3 separate regions of the Homo sapiens genome follow, and all the other regions are linked to region 2. Evidence: chromatin loops called from intact Hi-C (ENCODE). Cell type or tissue: mammary epithelial cell. All regions are shown on one strand. Each heading gives the region's core, and the rest is flanking DNA. Links, peaks and the distances in the headings are about the cores only. Region 1 has its middle 12 kb from the start of LINC02957. Region 2 has its middle 82 kb from the start of LINC02957. Region 3 holds the start of LINC02937 (long intergenic non-protein coding RNA 2937).

Region 1 (6,295 bases), core at 665-5,664, 70 kb after region 2:
TGGCCTACCAAAGTGTTGGGATTGCAGGCGTGAGCCAACCACACCCGGCCAACAAAGAAAGTTTTTAAAGTTGAAAATAAACACTGTCGGCAAGAGTTTGAAGCACTGTCATATATTTTGTCTGCAGGAGTATAGAAAAGTAAAGCCTGCACTGTCAATATGCATATCAGTGACCCACTGATACTTCTAGCTTTGTATATCTACAAAAATACTGAAACACAAACATTGTGGTATTGAAAACTTGAAAATAACTCAAATGTTCATCAAGAAGAAAATGGTTACGTAAAATATGATATACTCATATGATCCAATATTATTCAGCTCTTTAAAATAATAAGGAAGAGGCTACAGACTAACATGGAAAACAATCTCCAAGCTATATTTTTAAAAAGATAAGTATAAAACATTATGTACTATGTGATCTAATACATGTAAAAAATGATCCAAGTATATGCACATGTACAGGTTTATTAAGGCAGAAGAAAATACTTGAAGGCTTCATAGCCAGAACCATTTCCAAAAAGTGAATTTTTATTCTGTTTCCTGGTCTGTGGCTTGGATCTTTACAATGAGACTGTATTGCTTGTCTGTGGCTCCTTTGTTTTTTCATTTTTCAAGAGTAGGGGAAAGTTGAGGAAGGCCCATGATTTATCTTTCTTATGACTCTTTAATTTAATAATTTAAAATTATTCATACCATTTTTAAATACAGTCTTAGTCATCTCCATCGTCGTTGTCATCATCATCCAGGTTTGCAGTCATGGAGCACCCTTCCGTGCATGGGACATGTTACATATGTCATGTCTGATGCCCATCACCATTCTGCAAAGGGGATATTGTTATCTCTTTTTTTTTTTAGATGGAGTCTTACTCTGCTGCCCAGGCTGGAGTGCAGTGGTGTGATCTTGGCTCACTGAAACCTCCACCTCCCAAGTTCAAGAGATTCTTCTGCCTCAGCCTCCTGAGTAGCTGGGATTACAGGTATGCACCACCACACCTGGCTAATTTCTGTATTTTTAGTAGAGATGGGGTTTCACCATGTTGGCCAGGCTGGTCTCGAACTCCTGGCCTCAAATGATCTGCCCACCTTGGCCTCCCAAAGTGATGGGATTACAGGCATGAGCCACCTCATTTGTCCTTTTGATAGACAAATAATCTGGGACTCAGGGATGTTATACAACCGCCAAAAGCAGAGCAGGGATGGAGCCATTGTTGGGCTCCTACTTCTCTCTCCACCCCCTGGTGGCTTTCAGGAGACATATCCTGAGTAGGACCCTTTCAGAGGCCCTGCCCTCCCACGGGACACATTCAGGATGCTCCCACACCCCTGGCTGTCATTGCACCATGTCCACACTGGAGCTGACATCTGCAAGGGCATCCGGCCAGCCAGGCCTTCCCCTGGGTACTCTGAAGTCAAGTTGGCCATAGGATGCCAGCAGGAACACCACCATCTTCATATACTTATATATACATGTATACACACACATATACATACATGTACAAACACACAGATACACTCACCTATATATACATGTTTTTGATAGAAACTCAGCTTCTCTGGGCACCAAAAGCAATCATGCTGAATGGAATTGGACATAGGCAAAATTGTGAAGAATAATAAGGCCTCCTCGTATTTTCCTCTCATTTCCCATTCAGCACATAGTGTTATTTGATGTAGGCTGAGCATCAAATCGCATCATGGGCAGGGAATGCAGGTATGGGAGGACTCCTGGATGGACTGGACCAGGTATTCCTCCAGCCCTCCCACCCCATTCTTCTGTGCAGGGTGCTTACCAATGCACCACCCCTGGCATTTATAAAAGCAAACAGTGTGTTCTGGCTAGAATCCTCCCCTTCTCTGTTTAGCCACATGCTTCTCCCCTCCCTTGCTTTGCCTTCAGGAGTCAGTGCAGGCTGACCGCCTGTGCCCAGATGCAGCACTCAGTCTGTCTAAGGTTCCAAGGCTGACTGCACTTCCTCCCTCCTCCCAGCCTGTTGCCCTTCATGCCTTTCCCTGGGCTACCTCCCACCTCCACCCTCCCAAGAAAAACTACCTCCCTCCTTACACACTGACGACAGGTAGTGGCTTCAAGTTGTCCTCATCTTATAATATATATGTAATATATACTTGAAACTTTCCATAGCCAAACCCAGGAAATTCTGGTACTAATGGGTACCCATGAAATCCAGAAGAAGGGACTATTTGTGGGAAAGTGAGCCTTTTGGTCCCCAGTGCTATCCGTTCTCTCTTTTGATATGTGTAATTGCTGTTTTAATGTCATACAGTTAAAATGAGCATGCACAAAGTAAAATGTCATCAAAATCCTCCCATGAAGTGGCTCCCTGCAGCTCATGGACTTAAAGGTGAAAATACACACTTACTCGTCTCCAAAGCCAGTTGTTAGGAATCTTTCTTAGAGATCCCATTTTCATAGGAATTCCAGAATCTCATTTATTTATAGCTGTCCTGCATCAACAATGAATACATTGAATACAACTGGAAGTGCCAATTCCTTCCTGAGTTTAAAATTTATACTGGTGTCTAGTAAATGGCTCTCAGAGAACTTCCTTGGGTTCCAATCATTAAGGGGTGCCAATGAATCATCCAAGATCAAGAAAGAGAGAAAACACTACTGCTACACCTCCTTTTAGAAACAGCATGGGGGGGCCAGGCACGGTGGCTCACGCCTGTAATCCCAGCACTTTGGGAGGCCGAGGCCAGCGGGTCACCTGAGGTCAGGAGTTCCAGACGAGCCAGGGCAACATGGTGAAACCCCGTTTCTACTAAAAATACAAAACTTAGCCAGGCATGGTGGTGCATGCCTGTAATCCCAGCTACTTGGGAAGCTGAGGGAGGAGAATCACTTCAACCCGGGAGGCAGAGATTGCAGTGAGCTGAGATCATGCGACTGTACTCCAGGCTGGGTGACAGAGCGAGACACCATCTCAAAAAAAAAAAAAAAAGAACATGGGGTTTCATCTGGAAGGATGGTTCTTGTCAGCGGATGTGGGAGCCATGTGAGTGTAGAGAGGAATGGAGAGTGAGGATGTAGAGCTCGTACGTGCTCCACACCTACCAGTGTGAGGCCAAGCAGCCCTGCTCTAGACCTCACAGTAGGAGGAGCTGTGGGTCCAGCAGAGGGTTCCTTTCCCTGCCGTCCCCGGAGATCTGAACCTTTCTCTAGATAGTCATACATACTGGACAAATAGGGCAAGATCTTCTACTACGAAGATGTATGTGGTCCAACACATAGCCCAGATTTACGTGGCCTGTCGATGCACACACTAACCCTTGCTGCTATTAGCTCTCCTCCCTAATAGGTAAGAGCACTGATTTTTCCTTAAGCGTGCTATTCTGGAAAAATCTACATGATGCCTGCTCTGGTCTGGCCATGTGACAGTTCTTCCAGAGGGACTTATATGTTCCTGTGGGTTCTGGGACTGGAAACACCTTATCTTGGGAGATGTCTCACACTTAAGTTGAGCAAATGATTTCCCTTCTCGGCTTTTTCACGGTGGATTCACAGGCACATGGTTTCTGTCTGAATGTGTAGAAAACAATTATCTCATCTCATCCACTCACTGTCCTGACTGTCAGAACCTGCCCTTACAAGTCCCAAATCCAGCTGTGTTTCTTCTTCAGTTACAAAAGGAAGTAGAAGATGATCTATTTTAAACTGCCATGGGGAAAACACAATGGGAATCAACAATTCAATTTTTCTTTAACTTTGTTAAGAGAAACTCATTTTTATCAAGCCGTATTGGGAATATAAAAGTAGAAGCTAGAAGGGAAGCAGTGTTGCCTATAATTTGTGTCTGGTCCTGAACATATGCTTTCTTATTTCTTGCACCCGTTTAACCCAGCACAAATCTTATGTATTTCCTACATCATTCATTGTTTTGTGCTTGAAAAAATATTTTTCTCTACATTCATCTTTCTCTGTGGGCTTCCTATTCCTTGACACTCTTTTTGACATCAGAGTCAACTTCCTCCTCAACCTGTCCAAATATTCTCTGACTTATTATTGAATGACTGCATTGGCACTCACCAGATTAGAGTAATTTCCAAGCTAATAATTACACTGGGCAGAGCCACAGACACACACAATCTCACACACACACTCACACACACACACACACACGTGTCTCCAGGCATCCCCTGCAGCCTTTGGCTTCACACATACCACATCATAATGCTGCTGGGAATGGGGAGGTTCCTCCGCTAGGTCCATCGAAGCACCCAGATTAAAATATGGTGACCATTTTATTATTTTATCAGACCAGAAAGGAGAAGCCACGGCCCTTAAAATATAGGTGCCCTTAAAGGAAAATTGAATGAATAATTTTAAGCTGAATACGAGTGTGGAAATCCAAGTTACATGATAACCGCTGGCCTGATGTTCTCATGGCACAGTCTTGATTAATACTTTTTAGCCTACTGCTATATGTTTACTGAACCCCTCAGGACAACTTTAATTGGTTCTGAAAAAGCCTGAATATGCCACATTATTCTAGAAGATGACAGTAACAGGTTGGGTGACCTGTGAAGCAGATTCGCAATCAAAATGAATGATTGTTTGTATTTTAAGCCTCTGAGTCTGGGTGTTTGTTATGCAGAAGTACTGAGGTCTGGGACATCCCTGTGAGCTCCCCATCTTCCTATTCCAGCAGGGTATTTTCTGTTAGCCCAATCCTGTTTCTTTCTTAGGCCATCAACCTCCACAAGATCACAGAGCACAGTGAGAGATAATCTATGTTATACACCCAGGAGGTCCAAAAATTTGGTTCCAAAACTTCCTACTAATGTAGAAAAGCATAAGGAACCTTGGCTCCATATAACCATCAATTTAATGCACATTTCAAAATAATTTCAAATGGTAATTTCAAAATAATATATACCAATATTTTTAATATATTACTATGATATATTATGTACTAATATGTTAATAATTAATATAAATGATAACAACATTTAATATGGAAACTTCCCCTGAAGCTCATGACAGAAAATCATACTAGTCCTTGTCTCCTGGCAGGAAATAAGGAAATAAATGTAGAGTATCTAGATTGAATCTGAACCAAGTATAATATATCACGCAACTGCTGGCATCTGATGCATATGTTGGCATAACTTGAAGACATGATAGTCTTTCTCAAATGAATAATTATCTCTGGTTTAACAGGGCCTATTTCATCCAGTTAGCAGTCCTTATATGCAAAAGGATGAAGATACTGGACAGGACAAGCCCCCTGTGATGAGGGCTGCAGGAATGTCATAAAATCTTCTCCCTTACATGTGTGTGGACTTGCTGTGGGTGGCATGAATAACCATGGCATGATAGTGATAAGTATATAAAATAAAGGGAAAATTCAATGGTCATTACTTGTTTTCTTCCCTCCTCTACCTGCAGAAACAGCACCACAGTTGCTTGGGAACATTTCCAGCAACTCTCCAGAACTGATGGAAGATCAGATACGAGGTAGTTGGCAGGCAATGACTAACTAGCTGTTGCAGTTAAGAAGAGGTATAAAACCCTTCTGGTTGGTAGGCCCACACTCTCCATAATGACCTGATCCTCTGTGTGTTTATATAATGGGAAACCCAGGAAGAAAATGCTCTGTTCTCATCAACGTGTGTCTGAATTGTTACTCTTCAGTTTATTTCCATTATTTCCTAACTCTCAGAACGGGAGTATATCCCTGCGACTGAAGAAATAACATTTCTCAAGGAACACTACAGTGGCCTGTATTTTCCAAAGATGACACCAACAATATGTTCCCAATCCACAGATTCTCCTGCAATGTGACGGTCAGACCCTTTGACCACTTTGTCCAATAGAACACAGCAGAGAGAATGCTGTTCCACTCGTGGTTGTCCTTAACAGGTCTGGGAACTTTCACTTCCTGCTTTGTGAAAGCCAAGCGCCATGAAAGAGGTATGGCGATCTGAAGACCACCAACCTGTGAGTAGTCCAGGTTCCACTGACAGGCCCTGAAGGATGAGGATGTCACGTGGAGAGGGAAAAGCAAGGAGCAGCATCAAGTGACAGTCCTAGCCAGGCAGAGCAGAGAAGAACCACCCCAGACAAGCCCCTGAAATATTTCAGACACACAAAATCATGAGTTTTAAGCCATTACTGGCTTGTTGAGGTTCCTATGACTCAGCAATAGATAACTAAAACAGGTTCCAGTGTTTATCCCAGTTTTGCCCAATCCCAATCTTCACTGAAGGATGCCATTTGACCATCAATTAGTCGCTGTGTCCTCTAAGGAAGCATGCAGACAGCAAGTTTGTG
Region 2 (6,295 bases), core at 773-5,772:
GTTTGAGACCCAGGGCCTTCAGGAGGGAGACACTTCCAGGGGTTCAGGTGGTAAGCACTCCAGTTCTGTGGGGCCTGCACCTCCTCCAGTCTGGGGCCATTTGTAAGAATAGACAAATGTGAATATACCACCACTCAGGAAGCTGCAGGAGAGAGGTTGCGGCTCAACGGCCTGTGGCCAAAATGCCTCACTTATTCTCAAATATATAGAGCCCCACCTCCAGCAGAAGCACCCCTGTCAACCCTGGCCTCTGGCAGGAGGTCCAGCCTATGACGTGATGCTGCAAGTTGGTTTAACATCTCACCAGAAGAAGTCTGACCAGAGCCTGAAGCTGAGGGGAGCCCAGCGTGGCACCACGTCTCCCGCTCCAGCGCCGTCCCTCTGGCCACCAGCCCAGGTCACAAGCACCAAATATATATTCATGTGATCATACATCCTAGGAAGAGGCAGAAGAGGGCCCCCAGCCTGAGTGCTTTTAGCTGTACAATAACCCTCCCATAGCCATGAGGCAGGGCCACTGGGAGGAGCACTCAGGACTGAGCCGAAAACGTTCCTGGGTTCTCCCAGAGCCTGAGGGGGGGTCTGCTCATTAGGGCCCTGAATTCTTCTGGTGAGATGTTAAACCACCTTGTAGCATTACGTCATAGGCTGGACCTCCTGCCAGAGGCCGGGGTTGATGGGGGTGCTTCTGCTGGAGATGGGGCTGTGCAGGTGTGTACAGCTGTGCACATCTTGGGCCACCTGGGGCAACTCTGCTGGATCACATTAGCTCCAGAGCCCCTGTGAGGGTATCCAAAGCTTCTGTTCACTTCTGCTGTGGCAGGCATGGACGCCAGGGGCTGTCCTGGATGAACCCCTGATCTCCACTGCCTCCCAGAGCCAGCTTCCCAGGACCAGCTGCCACAAGCTGCTTCCAGCTCTGTGGGGGGAGCTGGACGCTCACCCATTTTGTGCTGTGTGCTGTGCGTTGCAGTTGGGCGTTGACTGTTGCTGGGTTAGAGGGCACATATCCTCACTGAAAATGATAGCAGCTGCCTAACTGTCCCCAGGACACCGCCATCAGTCCACAAGAGCACCCAGCCCCATGCCCTCCTGCTCTCTCCACCACTTGGGGTCCGCTGAGGCCCAAGAGAGGAGAAGAAACAACTGTCTGCCACTACAGACACCCAAGCCTGCAGGGTCAGAGTCACACACAGGTAGGAGGGGAGGGCAGTGCAGCCCCTGGCTCTGTGTACAGCGGTGTGGAAGTGGGGGGTGTTGGGAGAGGACCCAGCCAGAACTCACTGTCCCGACACCTCAGTCCTGGTAGTAGCAGCTCAGCAGAGCCACCTTAGCAATGGAGCTCAGGAGGGCATGATCTCAGAGCCAGGGGCCTGGGCCACCCGCCCTGCCACTCTCTCCTGGGTGACCCCAGCTGCCTGGTCCCTGCCTGCAGGGCGTGGGGAGCATCACCCACGTGTGTAGCCAAGACTTGCTCATCTCTGGCCTGTCGAGATGACCAGGTCACTGCAAGGCAGGTGGGAGAATTCCAGGTGCAAACATTGTACTCGAAGTGTCCTATCCCTCTGCCATTGTTTACCTCTGCCTAGTGGTGTTGGGGCTGAGAAACACTGGCCTGTGAGGATGTCTGAATTCAGAGACTCTGATTCAGCCAATCTCAGCCATGGCTAATTAGCATCAATAAATGTGTCTTATTGTGGGTCTTTCCTGACGACTTTCAAACCAGCCAGTCTGGCAGGACACCATGCCACTTCCCTCCAGAGCAGACCAAGCCCCTGTTTTCTCCCCCAGCCCCAACTTCAAGCCTGCATGGGCCCCAGGGTGCCCATCGTCAGCCAGAGAATCAGGATCTTCCGAGTCACCTGACTTTCATCTCTTAGCAGCTGTATAACATCCTAGATGTCCCCTCATAACCACTCTCCTCGGTGGCTGGGACAGGTGCCCAGAAGTCACCTGGATGGGGGTGGGGGATCTCTCTTAGAAGCCAGATTCCTCCCCCTCCATGCTCGGGAACTGCCCCACCCCATGCAGACTCCATGGGCTTTTCAGGGACAGGACCCATGAAGCTGCCCACATGGAGGCATGGAGCTGTGCTGGGACCCGGGGAGGCCAGGAGGGCAATGCTGGGCTCTGAGACTGCCCTGCTGTCTGCTGAAAAACCTGGTGGTCCCTGTGAAAACAACACCCGACGCCCAACGTGAGACCGTTCCTGGGGAATGGGCAGGTGAAAGGCACAGGTGGGTGTTTCCCAAAGTCCCTGCTCAAAAAACAGTGACAGAATGAGGGTCATATCTGCCCAGGGCCATGTCCCAACCAGCTTCCGCTCCCTGGGGGTCAGACCTGTCTGTGTAGGTTTGTCCAGACAGACTGGTAGAAAGATCAGGCCAGGTCCAGCTGGCATGTTCTGGCTCTGTCCTCTAACCCTGCAAGGCCAGGGTACCCCAAGGTGGGCAGCTATAATCCCAGAGCTGCCCCCACCACACAAGCCCCATGGACGGAGCTGCATCGCTAAGTCCCACTCCACCCATGTTGCCTGGTGCCGTGGGGAGGAGCAAAGGAGATGCTGTCCCTGAAGTCTGACCAGAGCCTGAAGCTGAGGGAAGCCCGGCGTGGCACCACGTCTCCCGCTCCAGTGCCGTCCCTCTGGCCACCAGCCCAGGTCACAGGCATCCAGCAACAACTGCAGCATGGACTCTGGGTCTGTTGGATGTGGGCATGGCTGCTGGCTCACTGCTAAGTCAGGGAAGCACCACGTGGCCCACGCTGTGGGCCCCTCCAAAGCCACTGTGTTCCAGCCCAGTGCCCAGCCCCAAGTACCGTGTTATAATGAGCGGCGACTGACGTGACCCAAGGCAGCCTCCCATCCAGAGCTCCTGGGCCCAGGATGTGAATCTCAATCCCTGATGAGTGCTTATTCCTGAAGCCCCAAGGTAAGACAAGGGACCCTGAGCTCTGGGGTTTCACCGTGTAGACCCCCCAGGGCTGGGGTTTACATAAAGAATGGCCATCCTCAGGGTAGTTCCTCAAGTAAGCAGTAGTGGCAAATACTGCCCACTGCTGCTGCACTCTCTCTCACTTCGGGGGGTTAATTTCCTTGGTTTGGGAATTAAATTGGCTTGCCAATTTTAAAAGGCAAACATTACCAGAAGGACAGAGGGAAGGAAAAAGAAGGGAAAGGACAAGAAGTGGGGGTTGGCCATGGAGCCATGTCCCTGACATGGGGTGGGAAGGCCTGGCCAGAGTGCTGCTCTCCAGGGCAGGAAGGAGGCAGCTTGCAGGGTGCCTCTCCGCACGGGGACGGCCCACTTGGGGCAGACAACTGAGAGTTGGACTGCACAGCAGCTCAGGGCTACTTCTCAAGTGCCCACTAGATGGCAGCCAACACCTGGGCATGAGCTGGTCCCAGCCATCCACCTGGCAGGAAAGGGACAGGCTACCTACCTCCTAGGTTATGCCTATTTTTATGAAAGTGGAAGAGACACCAACTGCATGCACAATTGGAATCGCGTTTCAACAGGTACAGAAATAATGTATTAAGTGATTTATATTCAAAATAAGTGACTGGCAAATGACTGCTCTATTCAGAGAACCCATATCTAATCTTTGAGATCACAGTGTTGTCCAGCAGAGGGGATTGGAATGAGTTTCTCTAACTCCACTTGCTAAAGGTCAGCTTGGTGTGGACTTGTTCTGTTAGTTTGACATTGAAATGCAGTCATTTTGGAGTCTTTGGTCTCCGAAGGTGGGATGTAGCGTGCTTTAGCTAGAAGGGAGCCTTCGCCCAGGCCTGCTAGCCTCCAGCCTGGAGTCCTTGGGCTGTTGGGAACTGAAGGACTCGTCACACTTTTCCCGGAGGCATTCCGGATGACAGGAGTGCTCAGGTTCCCCACCTGGAGCTTGCTAGTCCAGGCTTTGATTAAGGGAGATGTGAAAACAAAGTAATGAATTTATGTACTGCTGAATCAATATGGTGTGGAGGGACCCTACCTTACAGAATGTAGGGTCCAAAGAGGTGACAAAAGAATCTCAGATCTAATCCAGCCTCTGCTTTCCAGGTGAGGACAGTTAATTTTCAAAAATCTGCAATGGACTGAGAGCAGGGATCCCGTCACCACCTGCTCTGAGCTCCACTGTAGTCCCGGCCTAGCCTTCTAGCACCTTCCCAGGGGGGGCGCCATCGGCAGTCTTGAGTAGATCCCACTTCAGGGCTGGCTCACAGCTTTTCTTGATTTCCAGACGTGAAGCAAAGCCAAAGGTGAGCCACTTTCTTGACACATCCAAAAGAAATTTTGAGGAATGTCAAAAGGAGTGACTGGCGGTCCTTCCTGGGTGGTAAGAAGCTATGTATTTCTTTTTTTTCTTTTTCTTTTTTTTTTTTTTTTGAGACTGGGTCTCACTCTGTTGCCCAGGCTAGAGTGCAGTAGTGCGATCTAAGCTCACTGCAACCTCCGCCTCCTGGGTTCAAGCAATTCTCCTGCTCAGTCTCCTGAATAGCTAGGATTACAGGTGCATGCCATCACATCCAACTAATTTTTTATATTTTTGGTAGAGACGGGGTTTCATCACATTGGCCAGGCTGGTCTTGAAATCCTGACCTCGTGATCCGCCCCCGCTCGGCCTCCCAAAGTGCTGGGATTACAGAGAAGCTATGTATTCCTACGCATGTATTCTCACTGCCTTTCAGCTAACTGACAAGGCGGCCTATGGACAGCACCAAACAGAGGTAAGGGACTTACCTGGGCACATTACTGTGAAGCCAAACATGTTGCTCAATATGTCAAATAACCAGCTCCCCATAGTTCTTCTGGGAAGTTCCCATCCATGCCCAGGGAGATGACTCTGGGACATAAACTATACACTCTGAATCAGCCTCCAATCGATGGTGTTGTTTGTCCCATAGCCACGACTCACTGGTCCGGGAATCAGGCAGTGGAAATGGGAGATACACCACTCACCATCACCCCTAGTGAGCCACTGGCAACATTTTTGCTTCCTGTTCCCACAACTTTATGCCCTGCTAGCCTAAATGTCTTAGCTCCAGAGGGAAGAATGCTTCCACCAGGAGATGCAACAATGATTCCATAATTTCTACAACTTCCACAACTTCCAACTGGAAATGAAGACTGTCATCCAGCCATTGTGGGCTCTTCGTGTCTCTGAGTCAACAGGCCAAGAAGAGAATGATATTGCTGGCTGGGGTGATTGATCTTGACTATCAAAGGGAAATTGGATTGCTGCTCCACAATGGAAGTAAGGAAGAGTATGTCTAGAACATAGGAAATTCCTTAGGGCGTCTCTTAGTATTACTATGCCTTGTGATTAAGCTCAATGGAAAATTCAGGAATGAAGGTTTGGGTCACTGCACCAGGTAAAAACTCATAACCACCTGAGGGGCTTGCTGAAGGCAAAGGGAATACAGAATGCGTCGGTGGAATAAAGTGGTTATAGATACTTACTGTGGCCATGTGACCAGTTACAGAAACCAGGACTGTAACTGTTATGAGTACTTTCTCCCTGTTTTGTTAAGAATACATTTGTGTGTATGCAAAGTAAGCAAATATCTTTTTTTCTTTCCTCTCTTATTCCCTTATCCTGTAACACACAATACATTGACTTTATATGAATACTTAAGTATTGTCAATCTTACATTATAGTATTTAAATTATGAGATATCAAGGAGAAGAGTAAACATCACCGAAGGCCCTTGCCTTCTCTTGTGGGGAAGGGATTAGTGAGTTTTGGGTTGTATGCAAGATAGGCAGATAGCATGACATTGGTATTGTCTTTATTTGAAGATTAGCATAGTTTAAGAAGATGCCTTTTGGTGTTAAGTTGACAAGAAGTGGACTTATGATGGTTAATTTTATGTGTCAACTTGCCTGGGCTAAGGAATGCCCAGATAGCTGGTAAAACGTTGTTTCTGTGTGTGTCTGTTAGGGCATTTTGTGAAGAGATGAGCATTTCCATCAGTAGACTAAGAAGATCCACTCTCACCAATGTGGGTAGGCACCATCCAATCTGCTGAGGGCCTGGATAGAGCCAAAGGGCAGAAGAAGGGCAAATCCGCTCTCTCTGCTTGAGCTGATATATCCATCTTCTGCCCTCGGACACTGGTGCTTCTGGTTCTAGAGCCTTTGGATTCTAACTGGGACTCACACCATCAGCTCGTCCGGTTATCAGGCCTTTGGACTAAGACTGAGTTACACCACCAGCCTTCCTGGGTCTCCAACCTGCAGATGGCAGATCATGGGACTTCTCCACCTCCATAAACATATGAGCCAATTCCTATAATGTC
Region 3 (6,295 bases), core at 597-5,596, 250 kb after region 2:
TTGTGGTTTCTTTGCTCAAATACAGGAAACTGACTTTTCTCAAAAATGAACTCTCCCTACCAATCTGCACCATGAAATTATTTCAGCAAACAAAAAATAATGGTTGCCCATCACCGCACACTGCGTGTGACTCAGCCATCACTCACAGGCAAAGAAGGGTGTTCTCTCCTCTCCCTGTCAGTTACTAATTCTCTGTAAATGACCATTTGACATCCTGGCCGGGGAGGATTCAGATCAGAGATGACTTCCCCACTGCCACAAAGTATGGTTCTGGGAAGGACAACCAGCCCCAAGGCCACGAAGATTCTGAAAAAGTTTCTTCTCATTTGAAGTCCAGTATTTCCTCGGCCCCATTTTTCTGTTAAACAATCCTTTTCCCTTGGAGATTGCTAAAGCTTAGCTCCAGGGCCAGCCTAAGCTCCAGCAGAACTGGGAGCGTCTCCTGTGTCTACATAGCTCCCTTCCCTCCTGCCTTCCTACTATCAAAGGAGAAACAGCGTGTAATTTGATTTTTTCCCCTTCTCCTCACTTGCCATACTGTGTTCTTTGCCTGGGCCTGTGCCTCTCCTTGCAGAGGCTGTGGACAGGAGCACCGAGAGCCACTTCCTGGAGCATGCTCCCCACCCCCGCAGCCTGTGGCTTCAGCCTCTGCTTCTGCAGACAGCGGTGGAGGAAGTCAGGACTGTCCCTTCTGACCTGAACACCTACCTCCAAGTCCTCCCTGTCGCCACAGAGACCCGGCAATGCAAGTGAGTCCTGTTTGACCTCGTCAATCATCGCAGACTGTAAAGGTGACTCGGATGCTCAAGAAACGAGCATACCCAGCAGTGGGCCCCAGACTTCTCGCAGGCCCAGGTCCTCCTGGGTGCACAGAGACCTACCAGACAACGGTCCGGCTGCACTGGTGTTGTGAGATGCCTGTGTCAGAAGACACTGAGTTCCTCACTCGCCTCCTATCATGCCGATGATCACAGGAGAAAGAGCAGGGCACATGCATGCCAGCATGCTGAAGGGAGGCCAAAACCCATGCTTGAAAACCACAGGTCCTGTTCTAGGAGCAGGAGATATATTTAGCCAAGCAGGATGTTTGTGGGTAAACCAACATTTTGCTGTAAATAAAATTCTGCAAACTCGGGACTTTGAGAATTGCAGAAGCTTACTTTGCCTGCGTATTGGCAAGAGAGCTATTTTCCTAACACAAGCTCACCATGACCCTCATTCAGAGATGCGCTTGACGCCGAGGGTGGTGCCTTTTCGCTAAGGGGTGCTGTCAGGGGATTGAGTAGGAGCCTGAAGAGCTAGGAGTATCTTCTCCCTGGGCAGACCAGCAGGCAGACCCTGTCCCTTCACACTACAGTGGCACGTGATGGGCCCCACTGCCCACCTGGTTCTGGTGTCCAGGCTGAAGTCCTCGTGTGACACTCCAAACTGTTCTGGCAAGGAAGGCTCACGGGTTCTGACCTACACTCTGAAACTGACCAGTAGTGATAAACTCCGCATGGACTTCAGCCATCATTGCGTACGTAAGAAATACGTGTTGCACACAGAGTGCTTCTCTACATTCCCAGGTTTGCCACTCCCCGACTTTTGCTGAAGCAGGTTTCTACTCCATCAGTCCCACAGATGTGTTCACAGGGCCAGCACTGAGTGTGGTGCTGGGGAAGGCATGTGCTTGGAGGCAGCCCTGTGAGATGGCACAGCCTAGGGGAGGAGTCGTGGTGGGGAAGACCCTGGCCACGCATGATAGAGGAAGCGTGGCCACACAGTCTTTGCTGTCCCTGCCACAGCATGGTGCTGTAAGTCTCCTCCTTCCGAGTCTGTGCAGACTTATGTGACACATTTGACCCAACAGAAATGCAGCATTTGTGGTGTGTGAAAGTTCCAGACCAGGCCACAGCGAGCTCCGTGGCTTCGGCTGTGTCTCCTGGAGCACTTGCTCTCAGGACCCCCTCTCTCAGAGCCCAGGCACCACGCCGTGAGAGAGCCCCAGCCACAGAGACAGGCTACGTGTAGGTGCTTTCATCAAAGTGCCACCTGTGCCTCCCCGCAGCAGTGTCAGGCCACCAGCTTGGACAGGCAGCTCCAGCCTCCAGTGGAGGCTTCAGAGGACAGCATCAAACAGCATCCACAAAGGAGACCCACCTTGTGAAAAGCGCCTAGCCAAGCCCTGCCCAAATCCCTGGCCTGTGCAATTGTGAGCAAAGCAATTCAATTTGGAGTGGTTTTATGCTGCAGTAGGTGACCAAAGCACTATGGAAGTGAATATCAGGAGCCCCTCACTGGGATGTCAGAAGACATTCAAGGAAGGTTTCCTGGAAGATTTAGTACCTCAGGTGGTACAGGAGAAGGTGAGATGGAGAGAAAGCAACCCCAGTCTGAAGACGCAGTGGTAAGAAAGGGTCATTCCCCTGGGCATGTGTGGTCTGCTGGGGGATGACAGCCGAGGTGAACTTGAAGCAGAGGACACTCAGACAAGCTGCACTCTGAATCCCGCTACGCTGACCGCAGCACTTGCTGAAGAAGCCGCCTCGCCACGCCCAAGCCCTGCAGAGGGAAGGACTGAGGAAGGCAGCTCAGAGGCCTCAGGCAGCCACAGTGTGCATGCTTGTCTATGACTCACAGCTACGACGTGGCCTGTGCTGCTGCAGCTGCTGATAAGCCTCAAACCTCATATACCACTCTCTTCCGAGGATTTTTTAAATACACAAAACTGGGAGTGAGAGGGGTATTTAATTCCCCTACTAACACATGTTGGGCGCAGCTGGAGCAGCCAGGCCCACTGTAGCTGGGAAGATGCGGTGCCTTGAGGTGCAGGCACTGCTCACTGCCACATGTGAGCACAGGTTCTGAGGGTGAAAGGTCCCTGGTATCTGGCCAGAGTGTTAGACTCTGGAACATAAGAAGCCCCCGAGGTGGTGGAGAAGGTCTAGCCAGGCTCCAGACTGGCTTCACAGAGGTAATGCTTTTTGGTTTGAAATCCGTAAGAGCGCACTACAACTTCAGGGCAAGCTCCAACAGTGCTTCTCAAACTTTAATGAGCACCCAAATCATCAGGGGGCGCGGGGGCAGTGGGTCGCTTACTAAAATGAAGATTCTGCATCAGGAGGTCTGGGGCGGTGACACGATTCTGTGTTTCTAACACGTTCCTGGGTGAGGCTGAAGCCACTAGTCCATGAAGCACACTTTGAGTAGCAAGAATGTGGAGGAACTGTCCCAGGATGGGCCATGATTTACCTGAATTCTCACAGTGGCTTAGACAATGGAGACCTTGTCCACAACTAAAAAATAAAAATAAAATCGAACCACACTCATTGTTCCAGGAAACAGCAATAACATTGGAAATAAATCAAATGGTTTATTACTGAGATTGTATTATCAGAGCTATATATTAATTTTTTTTTCTTTCTTTCTTTTTTCCTTTTTTGAGACAGGGTCTCACTCTGTCACCCAGGCTGGAGTGCAGTGGCATGGTCACTGCTCACTGCAGCCTCGAGTTTTCGGGCTCAGGTGATCCTCCCACCTCAGCCTCCCGAGTAGCTGGGACTACAGGCATGCACCACCACATCCAGCTAATTTTTTGTACTTTTAGTAGAGATGAGGTCTTGCCATGTTGCCCAGGCTGGTCTCAAACTCCTGGGCTCAAGTGATTCGCCCACCTCAGGCTTTCAAAGTGCTGGGATTACAGGTGTGAGCTATACCCCCCCACCCCACCCACCTGTATATTCATTTTCTATAACTGTGTAACAAATAATAAATTCCTATTACTGTATAACAGACTTAATAGCTTAAAACAACACCCATTTATGGTCTCATAATTCTGCAGGTCAGAAGTCCAGGCGGGTTTAATGGGGTTTTCTGCTTGGAGTCTCACAAGGCCAATGTCAAGGTCTCCTATCTGGAGGTTTGGGGAAAAAAATCTACCTCCAAGTTTAATCTGGTTGTTGGGCAAATTCACTTCCTTGCAGTCCCCTGAAATCCTCATTTTCTTGCTGGCTGTCAGCCAGGGGTTGCTCTCGGTAACAGGGACCTCCCAGGGCCTCCTCCATCTCAAAGCCAGCAACAGAGACTCCACCCTGGTGTCAAATCTAACTCCGGCTCTGTTACCAGCCAGAGAAAACTCTGCTTTTAAAGAACTTGGCCGGGTGCCGTGGCTCACACCTGTAATCCCAGCACTTTGGGAGGCAGAGGCAGGCGGATCACCTGAGGTCAGCACTTTGAGACCAGCCCGGCCAACATGATGAAACCCCGTCTCTACTAAAAAATACAAAAATTAGCCAGGCACAGTGGCAGGTGCCTGTAATCCCAACTACTCAGGAAGCTGAGGCAGGAGAATAGCTTCAACCTGGAGGCAGAGGTTGCAGTGAGCCGAGATTGCCCCATTGCCCAGCCTGGGCGATAGAGCGAGACTCTGTCTCAAAAATAAATAAATAAATAAATAAGAACTCATATTAGGCCCCACCCCAGATAATCTTCCAATTTTTAGATCAGACAATTAGTGACCTTAATTATATCTGAAAGAGTCTTTTGCCATACAAGATAACATAATCATGCGAATAACGCCAGGGGGCTTGGTTCTGGTTCCAGGGCCACCTTAGATTTCTGCCCTCCATAAGTGGGAAATGGGTGCCTTAGGCAAAAACTGCCCGATAAGAATGCAACAACCATTACACAACTAAAGTGGGTGATCTTCAATGACATAATCAGAAAAGAACCTGAGATCAGTTTCTCACTCAACAGGATTTATGGAGAGAGGCCAACAAAAAGTAAGGCCTCGATTTAGCAAACTGAACTAAAAGCCAAGTCTAATTTGCATTCTTTAGAATGCTTGGGGTCAGCCGGGAGTCTCTCCCATTAGAATGCCTGGGGTGGCCCAGGTGTCTCTATCATTAGACTGCCCGGGCTCGGCCGGGAGATTCCTAGAACACACTGGGTCAAGCAAAATAACAACAAACAAACAAAAACCTTTAGAAACATTTATTTTATGTTCACTGAAAACACTTCATCGCGGCAGCAACTTCAATTATTTAGTATTTTGCACCTCCAAGGCAAAATTTCATAAACAAACAGGTGATGTTTCTTAGAAAACGAACTGTTTATATTTAGCATTATTTTCTTTCTCTCATGCCAGTTTCCTGGAGGGCATCTCTCACACCAATTTCCTAGAGGGAAAAGTTTACCTGCAAAGCTAGAAGGGGCTTAATGCCAACATTCCCTGATGCACCCAGTGAGAACATGAAGAGATGTGGATTTCCTCTCCTTCCCTTATTAATTGTTTTGTGCCATTTAGAGCAAATTTGATGCATAAAACTCTAATTCAAAAGAAAATGAGTTTTTACTTTACCAAAAGTGTAAACCTTTTTGGCTGGGAGCGGTGGCTCACGCCTGTAATCCCAGCACTTTGGGAGGCCGAGGCGGGTGGATCACGAGGTCAGGAGATCAAGACCGCCGTGGCTAACACGGTGAAACCCCGTCTCTACTAAAAATACTAAAAAAAATTAGCCAGGCATGGTGGTGGGTGCCTGTAGTCCCAGCTACTCGGGAGGCTGAGGCAGGAGAATGGCGTGAACCCGGGAGGTGGAGCTTGCAGTGAGCGGAGATCACGCCACTGCACTCCAGCCTGGGCAACAGAGCGAGACTCCGTCTCAAAAAAAAAAAGAGTAAATCGTTTTGTAAAATTTCTAGGAATTATTCTCAGCCTAAAACAGTGAGTTGTATACAGTTTCTATTAATTGAGGTTTGAAATGTACACGCATAGTAGCACAGTGGGTGAAATGACTGATCTGAAGTGTGCCACTCACTGAATCTGCTCATGTATACGTTCACGTGAGCACCACTCAGCTTCCCCAGATTTCCTTGCTATCCATCCCAGTCTATAATTACCCCCAACCAGAGGCAAGGCAGCGTTTTAGAAACTTTATTGAGGGTATGATTTCTGTCCAGTAAATTGTGTCCACTTCAAGCTTCCAGTCCAGTGAGTTTGACTATGTGCACACTCAGGTCACAAACCAAGGTCACAATCAGGAGGCAACACACCTTCATCACCCACAAGGGACACACCTTGGTCACCTTTGCCTCATCTCCCACCACCCTGGACACCAGGACACCACACATCTGTTTTTTAAATCACTATAGATTAGTTTGAGTTGTTTAATTTGTGTGTAAGAGAAATCATGAAGGATATACTCTTTTCTGGCTAGCCTCTCTCACCCGGCATAGTGATCTGGAGATTCCTTGATGCTGTGGGGAGTATAAAGAGTTCATTCTCTTTCATTGCTGAATAGTATTCCATTGTATG

The links. Hi-C counts contacts between places; a loop is a spot of excess contacts. Peaks named below come from ENCODE experiments on the same cell type or tissue, not always from the same donor. Only the 100,000 strongest peaks of a DNase experiment are listed, where the experiment ranks them.
Region 1: a loop joins it to region 2, with 5 times the contacts of the local background. A loop is called at or near these places in 8 of 110 quality-filtered maps.
Region 3: it touches region 2 in a loop (5-fold over the local background); 3 of 110 quality-filtered maps call a loop at or near these places.

What each region holds. Positions count from the first base shown.
Region 1 is chr9:90,982,290-90,988,584 of GRCh38, forward strand. No RefSeq gene overlaps it. Among named protein-coding and RNA genes, the nearest start is that of LINC02957, 12 kb to the right of the region's middle. In mammary epithelial cell, for the core only: a CTCF peak has its summit at 3,116; DNase peaks (open chromatin) are centred at 3,152, 3,532 and 5,472; H3K27ac peaks cover 1,300 bases.
Region 2 is chr9:90,911,712-90,918,006 of GRCh38, forward strand. No RefSeq gene overlaps it. Among named protein-coding and RNA genes, the nearest start is that of LINC02957, 82 kb to the right of the region's middle. RefSeq lists a silencer at 3,299-3,448. In mammary epithelial cell, for the core only: CTCF peaks have their summits at 3,373 (motif pointing right) and 4,163; DNase peaks (open chromatin) are centred at 3,380 and 4,860.
Region 3 is chr9:91,162,297-91,168,591 of GRCh38, forward strand. LINC02937 (long intergenic non-protein coding RNA 2937) reads right to left here and starts at 984. Exons shown (of 6, transcript NR_184105.1): 1 at 709-984. The region is part of intron 2 of LINC00484 (long intergenic non-protein coding RNA 484); the gene reads left to right. RefSeq lists enhancers at 944-993, 2,391-2,685. In mammary epithelial cell, for the core only: no CTCF peak of the experiment used is centred there; a DNase peak (open chromatin) is centred at 2,575; H3K27ac peaks cover 576 bases.